2 separate regions of the Mus musculus genome follow, and region 2 is linked to region 1. Evidence: chromatin loops called from intact Hi-C (ENCODE). Cell type or tissue: heart. All regions are shown on one strand.

Evidence for each region. Peaks named below come from ENCODE experiments on the same cell type or tissue, not always from the same donor. Only the 100,000 strongest peaks of a DNase experiment are listed, where the experiment ranks them.
Region 2: it touches region 1 in a loop (2.5-fold over the local background); 2 of 42 quality-filtered maps call a loop at or near these places.

What each region holds. Positions count from the first base shown.
Region 1 is chr7:45,123,840-45,126,339 of GRCm38, forward strand. It overlaps Rps11 (ribosomal protein S11), which reads right to left and starts at 550. Exons shown (of 5, transcript NM_013725.4): 1 at 458-550. The coding sequence starts at 472. It overlaps Rpl13a (ribosomal protein L13A), which reads right to left. Exons shown (of 8, transcript NM_009438.5): 7 at 2,276-2,398; 8 at 1,724-2,193. The coding sequence ends at 2,107. In heart, a CTCF peak has its summit at 1,297 (motif pointing right); DNase peaks (open chromatin) are centred at 602 and 2,442; H3K4me3 peaks cover 2,408 bases; H3K27ac peaks cover 2,328 bases.
Region 2 is chr7:45,016,417-45,018,916 of GRCm38, forward strand. Rras (related RAS viral (r-ras) oncogene) reads left to right here and starts at 1,526. Exons shown (of 6, transcript NM_009101.3): 1 at 1,526-1,752. The coding sequence starts at 1,600. In heart, a CTCF peak has its summit at 1,560; DNase peaks (open chromatin) are centred at 1,065 and 1,255; H3K4me3 peaks cover 2,500 bases; H3K27ac peaks cover 2,376 bases.

The sequences.
Region 1 (2,500 bases):
CTGGTGGGCCGGATCTGTCATCCCGGTTGAGGTTGAGGCAGGATGGCAAGTTTAAGACAAGCCTAAGCTCATCGAGGCCAGAGCTGCGCTCACACTGAAAACTACAGCGAGGTCGGGACCGCAGCCCTGCCGTAGAGCGCACGAGGTCCGGGCCTCAGTCTCCATCAAGGGGAAAAAACCTGCTTTACCCAGTGTCCCCGGCTCTGCCGCCGCAGGACTCCCGCGCCGCAGGATGCCCTCCTCCCGCCACAATCCCTCACCCGTTAAGCTCTGAGCTTTAAGAACCAACTCCCGAAGCGCCAGGGACCCCATTACTGCGTAGAGCCCGGATTTCCGAGCCGCCTGAGACGAAGGCATTCGCAGGCATCCTCGCTTCAGCTAATGCGTAAGACAACGAGGACGCCAAGGGATACGCTCCACACCGAAGCGTCGGGGGAAAGCAACTAAACGCTCGAACCTGAATGTCCGCCATCTTCCCGGCCGCCGGAGAAAGGGAGAGGCAGGGCCGCTCCCGGCTTCCTTATTCACCACGCGAGGTCGGGGCGGAAGTGACGCGGGGTTATCCTCACGGAGGTGGGAGGTACTTCCGGCGAGAGCCCGCGTTCCTGGGACTGTCCGTACGCCGCCATGACGGGGGAGGACTAAGGGGCGGGAAGATCCTATCATCTCGCGAGATTTCAGGAGCACGATGTGGAGGAAACGTGCATCATGTGGTACGGCGAGGCTTAGGGCGGAGAAGGCGTGCCGTACGGGTTGGGAAACACGTGCTGGGATTCAGTTTCCAGAGAGAAGCGGCCGTGCAGAGCGGGTCTCAAGAAAGGGGTGAACCGCTTTACAGCAGAGTATCTGCCATACGATGTCAGGAGCAGCCAGCGTCGACCGAATAGTCAACCTTTCTTCCTTTTATTAAAGGCCGACGTCACCAAGGTCGCATGTCCTTTGTTGACAGTATCTCAGGCTGCGCGTCTACCCACACTTTGATGGGTTTATGTCCTGACTACTCGTGGATGAGTGTCTAACCTTAGGTGACCACCCCAGGTAATAGAGGAACCATTTAGCCAGGTGGCAAAAGCTTGTGTCAGTTTCTCGTATTCACCGTTCTAGCCCTGCACAGATGGGCTAGAACAGTATAAAGCATATTTTCAAAATAGATTGACATTTTGAGTGGTGCTGGATCTTTTTAACCCCAGCACTCACGGAGGCATAAGGACTTGGCTTCCAGGTCAGCTAGCTGTAATAAAAACTCTAGTGGTGGTTAACATGGGAAGCATTTTTAAGATTATATGTAAGTACACTGTAGCTGTTCTCAGATACTCCAGAAGAGGGCATCAGATTTCATTATGGATAGTTGTTAGGCACCATTTGGTTGCTGGGATTTGAACTCGGATCCTTCGTAAGAGCAGTCTGTGCTCTTAACCACTGAGCCATCTCGCCAGCCCCCGGAAGGATTTGATGTTTAAAGAACCAGAAGACTCAGGCGTGGTAAATGCCTTTAGTCCCAGCCTTTGTGTCATGGCCTGACCTCCTACAGTCCAGGTACCAGCTCTTGTATCTTGGTGCTGACTTACAGTAACACCATCTAGGACAGGACCCAAGATGTATATCTGCAACTTTTGAGCAACAAAGCCTATCCCGTGAGCAAGGATTCACCCAAAGGGGCCCCCCATGCAGATGACCTGCTGGTGCCCTCTGCCCCTCTCTGCACAGCACACATCGTACACACTTAAGTCAAATAATTTATTAGCACATAAAATCCTCCAGAAAAATACTGCTTTGTGGTCTGCTGGGAAGGAGCAAGGCAGTGCTCCAAGTGTGCACTTGTGAACCCCAGCTCATGTGCAGATCTCATTTTCATAGCTGCAGAATAGGGTACTTGGTCAGGTGGGTGGGGCAGCCCTGCTACTCATTTTCAACACTGAAGCTCAACTGATTCATCCCATGGTTTGCACTTTAATAAAAACTCATGCAGGTGGTGCGCTGTCAGCTCTCTAATGTCCCCTCTACCCACAGGAGCAGTGCCTAAGGAACCTTTGGTCCCCACTTCCCTAGTTGGCGGCGGAGGAAGGGCAGGCCAGGCAGGCATGAGGCAAACAGTCTTTATTGGGTTCACACCAGGAGTCCGTTGGTCTTGAGGACCTCTGTGAACTTGCAGATTTTCTTCTCCACATTCTTTTCTGCCTGTTTCCGTAACCTCTGTGGTGTGAAAAGACACATGTCAGAGCGGTTGCTTCTCACCTGCGCCCCCCTAATCCTGGATCTCAGTGTCCGTCCTCACCAAGATCTGCTTCTTCTTCCGATAGTGCATCTTGGCCTTTTCCTTCCGTTTCTCCTCCAGAGTGGCTGTCACTGCCTGGTACTTCCACCCGACCTCATGCGCCAGACGCCCCAGGTAAGCAAACTGCAGAGGCACAAGGCTGTAAGGACATGGAATGTGCCCCAGCAGCACAAGGGTGAGCCGGAGGGCCTAGGGACCCTATTTCAAGGACTCATCCCCAGCACG
Region 2 (2,500 bases), 110 kb before region 1:
GGGGAAAAAGGCGGCGGATCAGGAAGTGATGTAAAAAAGGCGCTCCGTTGTTGAGATCCATGGGAATTGTAGTTCAATTAAGATGGACGCTACCCCGCCCATGGTCGTCCTTTCTGAATATGAAACCCTTCTAATTTTTTTCTCCTATAAATCCTAAGAAGATTTTTTTGAGACGCTGTCTTATGTATCTCAGACGGGCTTGGAACTTGCTGCTGTCTTTCTGCTTCTGTTTCCCCAGTGCTGGGACTCGTCAGTTATCATGCCCAGCTTCTAAAATTATTTATTGGGGGGGGGGAACTAGAGATTGAATTTAAATGCTCATACATGGTAGACAAACGTTCTATGTTATCACTAAACTATATCTATAGTCCTCTTTTCGTTTGTTTGTTTTGAGATAAGTTCATTCTAAGATGTCCAGAATAGGCTTTAACTTAAAATAATCTCCATTAAATTCAGAACTCAGGAGTCAAACCAGAGCTCCTTTACTCAGGACAGGAAAATCCAAACTCTGAGTCTTCTGGTTCAGAGCAGATGAGTGAAGACTCATTTCCCTCTTCCTTGGGACTCTGGAATTTCAATCCTCTTCCCTTTCAGGACGTCAATACCATATCTTACATAAATGTAAGTGCTAAATTCTTCCACAACCCTCCCGGAGCACTCATGCCCTCGAACTCAGAATTCTGGGTCCCCAGACTCTCCATCCTTTGGCCCCATGAGTCCAGACTCCCAGCTTTCCCAGTAGTAGTAAGGAGCCCCTCCCGACCCCCTGGACCGGAGTCGGACCGGAGAAATCTAAGTCTCTAACTCAATACTCTCGTAGGAACCAGTGTCTGAGCTATCAACCGCATCCTTCCAAAGCCCAGAAATCCTGGCTGTCGGCCCTTCTAGACCCGGACTTCCCGACTAGGATGAACTGGCTCATGGATTAGGAATGTGGTGATCTCACAGCCCGTCCTGCCCAGTTACCCTGCTGTCCCCCTCCAGGGCCCCAGCTCCCCTCCCAGTCTATCTTCCGTTTGGCTGGGACAGCGGGAACCGGAAGCCTAAGTCCATAGACAGGCCGAGACGCCAGCCTCTAGAACGAAGCTGGGGCAGAGAACTTGGCGACAATCCCAGGGAGGAGGCGGAGATTAATTTTGAGACCTGTGCTGTCCTAAGATCTCCCTATATACGGCCCTGAGAAGGAGCCCCAAGCCACACCTACCAGAAACAGTGGTCCTTAGATAATAACTACCGCAACATTTAATTTGCATATCCCCGCCCCGAAGAAAACTTTTTCGCCCAAAGATGGGGTTTATTAGCATAGCTCCTCCCAAAGGCGGACTGCAGGAGGAGAGCTCGTGGCTGTGCTTAGGGTGGACACAGGGTCATTAGCATATCCCCACCCCTCTTGGAATTCCCCGTTTTTGCAACCTTGTTTCCCCTACCCTTATTAGTCTAGCTCCTCCCTCACTCTGGCCTCGCCTCCTCCAGAAGCATCCGGAGACTCGTGTCCTCTGGCCAAAGCTCATGTTTATGCAGTATTATTAGCATAACCCACCCCTTGGTCTCTCCTGACTCCCCCTAGGCGGTAGCGGCGGCAGCAGCAGCGGTGGCGACATGAGCAGCGGGGCGGCGTCCGGGACTGGGCGGGGGCGGCCCCGGGGCGGGGGGCCGGGACCCAGGGACCCCCCGCCCGGCGAGACTCACAAGCTGGTGGTCGTAGGCGGCGGCGGCGTGGGCAAGAGCGCGCTGACCATCCAGTTCATCCAGGTAGTGGGCCCTCACCGGGGAGGGTTTCCCCGAGATCGAGACTTTGAGCCCTTTGGGTTCCCTGAAACTTTCGCTTCTCCCAGAACCATCATTAAGACCCTCCTAAGAGGATCTCTAACCCTCTGATTGCGACTCCAAATGCCCAGGGCCTCCACCCCCTTCATGAGGGGAAGCTTTCTCCTAATATGTCCTGGGACAAATCACCCTCCTAGAGGTACCTGAGAGCCCTCATCCTAGTCTGTCTAGCCCCGCTCACCAACTGGGAGTACCCTAAATTCCAAACAGTTGCTCCATTCAGACCCCAAGCACTCCCCGAGGCTCTAATCTCCTGATCATTGCCCAGACTTTGATTCTAAGACTCAGCTGGGACCACTCTGTCCTAAAACAGGCACCCTGTAACCCCTGCTTGAAGAGGATTTCCCTTCAGACCTGAGATTTCAGAAAGATCCTGCTACATGACCATCCTGGGAAAACACCAATATCTGGCATACCCCATTCTGCTAAATGCAGCCCCCCATCCTACCCCCAAGGAAAACCAACCATTTCTCCATCCTAAGTTCCCCACTCAAACTCCTTACCCTCAACCCTGAAAACTCTAAGTAGCTCCCATGTCATCTCCAGATTTAAAAAGAAAAGCATAGAACTCAGGTTTTTCACAGCCTCCAGAGACCTGTTACTTGGAAGGTTCTAGGTCCCATAAATAGACCTCTCCTACATCAGGAACCAACCCTCCAGGCTGTTCTCACCC